Linked DNA regions of Homo sapiens: region 2 is linked to region 1. Evidence: chromatin loops called from intact Hi-C (ENCODE). Cell type or tissue: PC-3. All regions are shown on one strand. Links, peaks and the distances in the headings refer to the core of each region. The heading gives the core; the rest is flanking DNA.

What was found. Hi-C counts contacts between places; a loop is a spot of excess contacts. Peaks named below come from ENCODE experiments on the same cell type or tissue, not always from the same donor. Only the 100,000 strongest peaks of a DNase experiment are listed, where the experiment ranks them.
Region 2: it touches region 1 in a loop (8-fold over the local background); 1 of 110 quality-filtered maps calls a loop at or near these places.

The regions. Positions count from the first base shown.
Region 1 is chr1:105,662,681-105,667,093 of GRCh38, reverse strand. No RefSeq gene overlaps it. Among named protein-coding and RNA genes, the nearest start is that of LINC01676, 46 kb to the right of the region's middle. In PC-3, for the core only: no CTCF peak of the experiment used is centred there; a DNase peak (open chromatin) is centred at 2,373; H3K27ac peaks cover 1,227 bases.
Region 2 is chr1:105,722,413-105,726,825 of GRCh38, reverse strand. No RefSeq gene overlaps it. Among named protein-coding and RNA genes, the nearest start is that of LINC01676, 110 kb to the right of the region's middle. In PC-3, for the core only: no CTCF peak of the experiment used is centred there; no DNase peak of the experiment used is centred there.

The sequences.
Region 1 (4,413 bases), core at 152-4,151:
TTTATTAGAAATTTTTTTCATTTTTAGATGCTTCAGAATTATAAACCTGGGAATTATAGGTATATTCTTAAATAAATTTGAGGACAGGTTGTCAATTATTTTCCTAGAAACTACTGAAAAGTGTTTATCATATTATACTAAATTACCCTCTCAAACTGTAAGTTCTTTTTGTACACCCAGCAGCGCTGTGCAATATTGCTAATTTCTTTCCAGAAATTAGAAATTATAAAAGACATACATACACACACAAAGAAACTAATATTGCTATATTATTGAGATTTTATCTTTCAGTAAAATCGCTCTTTTAATTTGCATAGCTTTGGATGTTAGTGATATAAACTATTTCTTCATTATTAATTAATTATCACAAAATTATTTTTATTTGTATTTTAAATTTATGTGAAGTACTTAAATATGTTTACTATCTTCTTTCTGATTTCCAGACGTTCATTCCCAATTCACTGTTTGCCTTTGAGTTCTGAAAAAAAAATTCTAAACAATATTTCTACTTTTATGTAAATAAATATATTGTCTTTTCTCCTTTATGCTTGACTTTTAGAAAGTTTGTTTCCAGTAGAAGTCACAGTTATATTAAATAAGTCACTAGTAAGTCCATTTACGTGTTTTCAAAATACCGATATGTAAACAGTGATCACTGTTGCTGCTAGCATAATCCCGTTTTCTGTATAAATGAAGGTATTTACAGAAATGTCAGATACGTTTCAGGAAGGGGAGCACACCACAACTGAATTAGCCAGCTGGCAGGGAAGGTTAATAAAACTCTTATGACAAATGTTATCACATAAAAAAAGAACTTATCAATGTTATTTAGACATGGAAACAGGATTCAAGATCCAAAAAGACTGGTGGTTCTAACTTATAGTGTGGGAGCAACCACATTCACCTATCTTCTCTCATCTTACCTTGGCAAATGTATGTACCCAGGTTAAAAAAATTATATAAGGATGAACAAACCGAAAGCCTCAGACCTGTAGTTTAGGGTAGGATTAGAACCAAAAATCAAACTACTTGGTATGGTAAGCAAGAATAAAGATTGTTCTCGTTCCAATATTAAAAGAGATAGCTAAAATAACCAGTATTTTATTTAGGCAATGACGGAAGTCTGAGTAGTCTTCGATAGGTGTGTTGATAATTCTGGCTATAGCAAATGAGAGTTCATTATTATTTTTCGGTGTAAATATCAGATACAGTAGCCTCAAAATTGTAGTTTTACTTACTCCCATATCCACTGAATATTTATTGGGGCAGGTAAGACATATTATAAAGTTATTTCTAAAAATTGTTTGAGAAGCAGATTCTTTAAGAAACTTTGATTTTGTAGATTGAGACTCCAAGTAAGCACTTAGCAGATAAAATCAGTGCCATTCAGGTAATATGTATTTAAACAATAAATTTATCTGGATTATTAAAAGCTGTAGGTTAAGGTAGGATTAGAACCAGGAAAAATTATGTAATAAAAGTGATAAAGAATTTCTGAGGACATAAAGTATGTGTAAGTGGTCTAAAATGCTAAGGAGAAGAGGACTAAACCATCAATTGGATCTAACAGTTGGACTAAACCGTCAATTGGATCTAACAGTTTGTAAACAAGATGAAATACAGACAGTTCCTAACTTACGATGGTCCAAGTTACATATTTTTTTACTTTACGATGGTGCTCATATACCCAATCTGTTTCTCATTTTTAGTACAGTATTCAGTAAATTCCATAAGATATCCAACACTTTGTTATAAAATAGTCCCTGTGTGAGATGACTGTGTACAACTGTATTCTAATGAAAATGTTCTCAGAATGCATAAGTTAGGCAAGGCTAAGCTATGTTGCCTCAGTAGGTCAGGCATAGTGAATGCATTTTTGACTATGATAGACACTATTTCCAATTGGCTTATTAGAATGTAACCCCATTGTAAATCAAGGAGCATCTGTATATTGTTCCAATAGACTGGATGCATCAGTGATGGTGAAAACATATGGAATATAGATGCAAATGTCCATTATATAATATAAAAGGAGAAAAGAAAAATGTTAAGACTGAAGATATCCAATAGCAAGTTGGTGAAAAAGAATCAAATATGGTGTTATCCATGAATGAATGCAATTCTAGGCACGTGGTACTTAATAATAGAGCATAGTAAAACTAAGATACCCTCTAAGAAATTCTCTGTATTCCAAATATAATCTTCCTCACCTGTACTGTGGAGTCGTTGTTCAGTTTCTCCTTGTTATTCAGGATCACTGACCTCAGCCAGCACAGTAACTTCCTTTTTTGCCTGGTGATTCAGAGGCATAAGGAGCCCTGAGTAGACGGGCAGTACTATTAACCTTCATATCAATAGAAGCACTGTTGCGTCTCCTGATGGAAGCATTCTTTACTTTGGAAATAAGATCTCTTGGTCAGTAGACCATAAAGGCGCAGGAACAGAAATCAAACATTTTTCTAGTGAGTCACCAGGGATAAGAGTGAGTGGTGCCAATTCCCTTTGCACACTTTGATTCTTGAACCTGTGAGTCCTGGCTACAGGAGAAACAAAACCATGTATCGGATGCTGATTCTGAGCATATACAACCTTGTGGGGACTCTTGCCCTTGCCCTGCATGTTATTGCCACCTCATTGGCATTGTAACTAAATATTCAAAAGGCCAGCCTTTGCACTGTTCTGTTGAGCCAGTTGTTTCAGAACAGTGGACTACATGGTAAGGCCAGTGAATTCCATGAGCATGGGCTCTTTGCCACACTTCATTTGCTGTGTAGTGAGTTCCTTGCTGTGTGAAATACAAAGATGGTAGATGTGGCATTCTGTAAGTCCACAGATGGTAGTTTTTGGCAGAAGCATTGTGTGCAGAGAAGGCAAATCCATATGCAAAGCGTTTTTGCCAGTAAGAACAAAATGCTGTCCTTTCCATGGCGGAAGCAATCATCCTTTCACGGTAATCACCCAAAGGAATGGTGTGCCATCAGAGACTCGAATTTGGCTTTTGCTGCTGGCAGATGATGCACTCAGCTGTGGTTATTTCCAGGTCAGCCTATGCGTATGGAAGTCCACGTTGCTGGACGCCTGTGTAACCTTCCTATCTGCCAACATGGCTACATTTTTCATGAACCCATTATGGATGACAGGGTTGGTTGAGGAAGAAAGCTAAATGATATACACCGAATGAATGATGCTATTCAGTTTATTATTAAAATCCTCTCCTGCAGAGGTCAACTTTTGAAAAGCATTCACAAGGGACATAAATAACTTCATTTTTTTTTTACTTTTGTATATTCATAGAGGTTTATCTGCCCCTCTTCCCCATATTTCCTTGTTACCAGTTTTTGAATAATGTTCCTTCCAAATCACTAGCCATCCAGCCAACCACTGGCCACAGACAGTGAATTAGTACCTCATCACCTGTTTGGCCATTTCTCCTTCAAAGCAAAGCGAACAACCAGTGATACATATCAAATGAAAAAATGTCAAAAATTTATAAGTCTCTATAAACAGAACTTTGAGTAACTAAATGATTCCATTCTCATATAAAGGCTTACTATACCACAATTAAAAACATTTTATACATAAATATTGATTAATATTAAAAAGTATTTTTGTATGTCTTCATATATATCAAGTATGATTTATCAATTATTTTACATGAATATTTTCTGACATTTCTATGAATATTAATTTTGTAATTAAAAATGTGAAATATAAACAACAACTAGTTCATCAATCCAGTATCCCCCTTCATTTCTTGCCTCTTTCCCTTCTGGTTCATTGCTAAACTTCTTTAAAGTATTTTACATACTCACTGCTTCCACTTTACCTTTTAGGCACTCTCAACCCCACAGAAATCTGTCCTGTGTTTACATGAAGTCTCTGAAATTTTTCTAAACATGTATACTACTAACCTCTTGACATTAAGTATTCAATGGAGAATGCTTCATTTACCTGATCTCTTTTTTTTTAATTTTATTATTATTATACTTTAAGTTTTAGGGTACATGTGCACAATGTGCAGGTTTGTTACATATGTATACATGTGCCATGTTGGTGTGCTGCACCCATTAACTCGTCATTTAGCATTAGGTATATCTCCTAATGCTATCCCTCCCCCCTCCCCCCACCCCACAACAGGCCCCGGTGTGTGATGTTCCCCTTCCTGTGTCCATGTGTTCTCATTGTTCAACTCCCACCTGTGAGTGAGAACATGCAGTGTCTGGTTTTTTGTCCTTGCGATAGTTTGCTGAGAATGATGGTTTCCAGTTTCATCCATGTCCCTACAAAGGACATGAACTCATCATTTTTATGGCTGCATAGTATTCCATCATTTACCTGATCTCTTAATATGATTCTATACTTTGTGAATTGCCTCTTCTTTTAAATTGTTTATTCCCTTATTTTCTATGAAAG
Region 2 (4,413 bases), core at 241-4,240, 60 kb before region 1:
CAGGCCTCTTAAAAATATAAAATACATGTAACATACTTCTAAGACCATAATTATCTTAACTGTGCATTGAATAATTACTTTGAAGGAAGGTAATGCAACTTTCACTCTTCCTGAGCTATTCCCATTACATTACCTTAGTTTTTGCACATCTTAAATATACATGTTTTAGTTAAGAAGTATTAGGAGAAACATATCTCTCTCTCCATTTTAATTCACTCCAGTCCTCCCCAAAGTTCAATTTCAAGTCAGTTTCGAATGTGTGCTCCATTTTCTGAGGAGTCAATAGTCTCATGAGTGGTATATGTGGTTGTCTGTTGGGAGAAATGATCATCTGCGACTTTGGGAGGATAATTTATTTTCATATTAACAGGATGCGAGTATCTGGATCTTCCACACTTTGGCTTTTTCTTTTCTGTCTCTTTTAAATATCTCTCTAATAGTGGAAAATGGATTGCAAATACATGCTTATTTGTCGAATGTCCCATTTAATTTCTTTTTCTTTCTTTTCTTTTTTTTTTTTTTTCCAGAGGGAGTCTCACTCTGTCACCCAAGCTGGAGTGCAGCGCGGTGATCTCTGCTCACTGCAACTTCCACCTCCCGGGTTCAAGGGATTCTCATGTCTTGGTTTCCCGCTAGCTGGGACTACAGTTGTGCACCACCACCTCCGGCTAATTTTTGTACTTTTAGTACAGACAGGGTTGCACCATGTTGGCCAGGCTGGTCTTGATTTTCTGACGTTAGTCAGACACCAAAGTGCTGGCATTATAGGCATGAGCCACTGCACCCGCCCGGCCTGTTACTATTATTTAAATTACATCAACAGATTTTAAAAGCTGTAACAGATTTACAATTGGCTTTTTTTTATTAGTCTCACTTCTTACATTTACTAATATTGCAACTTAGATATACTAAGAAAATATTCAGTTTTTATTTCGTTTTGTTTTTAATCCCCAAGCCACTGTGTTCTTCTTCATAAGCCTTCACTTTTTTTTTCATGAATTTTGAGTGACACGTTTTCACCTGCCCCTTACAGTTGCCCATAGTGTACTCATTTTGTTCCCTCTCTAGAACTTCCTACACAAGTGGACTTTTGCCAGTCCACTGTCATGTTTTAGGCTTCTCCATCGCCTTGTAGGTAAAGGATAAACCGCTATCCCCATTTCAAACTACCATATACATGGGAAAGCCAAACATACTTTCAGTGTTTCAGGATTCTCCTCTGCAAGAGTCCGTATTTTGATATAGAGGACATATACTCATGTTCTCTGCTTGTTTTGCAGTGAGGGTGCAGGTGTATCATCTAAAGCCCTCCTGTCAGTTACATTATATCTGGGCTGGTATTGGGAGTTAGATGAAAGAATTCCAAGTAGAATATTTGAGTAATTTTTTGCAGCAACAGAAGTTGGAATACCCAGATTTTAGAGGCTGCATTTCCAGCAATAGAGTTCTAAGTTTAGTATTCATTGTGCAAGCAACAAAAGTGGTAATGTCAATCTTCTGTAGAACATCAACAATATCTTCATATGAACAGTTCTGTCATGTTACTTTTGATAATTTTTTATAGCTATGAAGCTTCCAATTCTGGCCCTTTACCCCTTTGGTAAGATTCATGTGCTAACCAATATATTTTAGTAAAGCTTATTTCTTCTTAAATTAGCCAGAGTTACTTGCTGCTATTTCAATTTTTTGATTCAATAAAATATGTGATATGATTTTTCAAAAATTCAAATATTGTTATATTACTGCTTTTTATGTAAAGAGATGGGAATGCAGAAAACTTTCATTTTTATTGCTTATGTTTACACATTTATATAAACAAAATTTAACATAATGTGTGTCTACACCTATACAAAGTTATCCTTTGTACATACCAACCAAAATGTGATAAATAAGTCCCCATTAAAAAAAATCGTTCAGAATTAATTAGCTAGTGTCACCAGCAGGAAGATACTTAGTTTTAATATTTGGACAAATAGTAATAAAGATGAAATGTACTTCACAACACTGAGAGAGAATAATAGACTTAGATTTAGGGCTTAATTCTGTCACTACTAAGCTCTATGCCCTTTTGCAAGCCATTTAATCATTTTTGGTCCAATTTATTTCCCTGTAAATGTATTGAGTTACATGGGGCCCTCATAATACCTCTTCCTCTAAATTTTAGGCTTTGTAATAAAAATTCCTAAAAGAAGTTAAGTAAATATTATGGGTTTAGCACATTTGGAATGTTAAAGTAAGTTTTTAAAGTAAATATTTACAAGTTAATCTGAAATTACAGAACTAGCCAAAGAGCAGTTTTGGAGAGTGGCCATTAAATATAGAGGAACGATACCTTATCTTAATGTTGTAAGAACATGTAGGACTTTATTAAAACTTCCAAAATTGAAAGCCAATTACTTTAAAAACTTTTTCCCTGCACATTCATTGCTAGAAAACAGTTAATCCATCTTTAAAAATACCAAAAAAAAAGTCTAAATTGGCATGTGTCCTGGAAACTGTTTTTGGCAATATTAGTGAGGTAGATTGTGTCTTCACTCAATTTCACTTTTCCCATCTGCACCAGTTTCTCATGTGACAGTTTCTCTCTATAGGTTTCTGGCAACCCAACCAACATCAGTTGCTGTAAATATTATCATAAGAAGGAAAGGAAAGAAAGCTTATTTCTTTAATGTACAACTAATATGTTCAAGTTTTAATTAATATCCAATAACTAACATAAGATAATACTTTTTTTGATAAAGCCATATGAACCTTTTTAAACAATCAAGGATTTGCCTTTATCCTACCAATTAAATCTCAGCTGACTGAATACTCCCTTTTATTTTTCTTTGAAGAATGTATACAGATCCTAAAATAGGTACAGATATTTATTTTCTCCAAGGTTATCCTTGTTTTGCTCATTTTGAGTCAGACACCACTTAGATTCCTAGCTGGAGTCATGATTTATTTTTCAACAACTGCAACAAGACTGATAATATGATTTACTCTATTTATTGCATTGGAGTTCCAATTCTCCGAAATCCAAGTCTTGCATTTGCCCCATTTTTGCCATTTCAGAGAGTCACGAAGACAAATAATAACACTGGCCTCTGTACATAATACTAAGAAAGCTCAAGCAGAATTTATACGCAAATGTGGTTACCATAGCAAGTTATATTGTAAACCAGTGACAGTCAGCAATGGTGGTACTACTAACTTAAGGTCATTTTATACATTTGCAGGGATTTTCTTGGTTTCCTCAATAACATGAAGCTGCTGTAACACACATTTAATGATGAGGGATCATAGACTTTAGATTTGCTCCATGATGCCTGTTATCTGTCAACATCCATTGTCATTACCACTCACGTAACTCTTCCCACTGCTCTCCCTTCCCCAATATAGCCAGAATTGAAGGATTAAATCTCAGGATTTCCTTGAAAATAAGTTTGGATATTTTTATTTAGGTTAATCCAATGAGATTCTGTTGCCACATATTTGGAAGGTGGCCATAATGTGAATGCCATCTTTCTGTGACTACTGTCATTCACTGTTGTTTAAGAAAGTTGTTGTTTTCCTACATCGGATTTCATTGTCTGTTAAGTGGCTTTACATTTGTCGAAAAATAAAAAAAAAAAAGAAACATAGCTCTGGCTTCTTTATAAGACTCACTGACACCAGCTTTAGGTGTCCACACTGCAGTATTCTTTGCCTAGAGACTGCTATGTCAGTGCTATCATTCCCAGATCTAGACCAGCAGAACTAATCTTAGAAATAGAAACTTTGTAGTAGGAAATTATGGAATTGGGTATGTTTGGGGGAAATGCATTTCAGCAGGACCAGGCTAGAACTTGTTTCTTCTGTCATTCCAGTGCTTTTGTAAACTCCTAGTTTTCCATATTAAATCCATTGCCATTTGTAATACATTTAATAGTTTATGTTTCCAGTACTAAATTCTTATTTCATTCATATTATGAACAGGAATGCTCATTGTGGTTCATGGTTCACTGAATAAAGGATTCCTCTTTATTCCATGAGATTTTTGGGTATTCTCCAAGACCTTCATTTTATTTTATTTTATTTATTTATTAATTTATTTTTGAGATAGAGTTTTGTTCTTGTTGCCCAGGCCAGAGTGCCATGACACGATCTGAGCTCATTGCACCCTCCACCTCCTAGGTTCAAGTGATTGTCCTGCCTCAGCCTCCCAAGTAGCTGGTATTATGGGCATGTACCACTGCACCTGACCCTTCATTTTATTTTAAATATATATTTTTATTTGACATGAATATATAGAAAATACAAATCTAATAAATAGTGACAAAAAGCAAAGCCATTATTACCTGGGGCCCCAGGATGGAGGAATGTTTTCAAGAAAAGCAAGAGAAAATATTGAAAGATGATGGAAATGTGTTCTATTTTGATTGCTGTGGC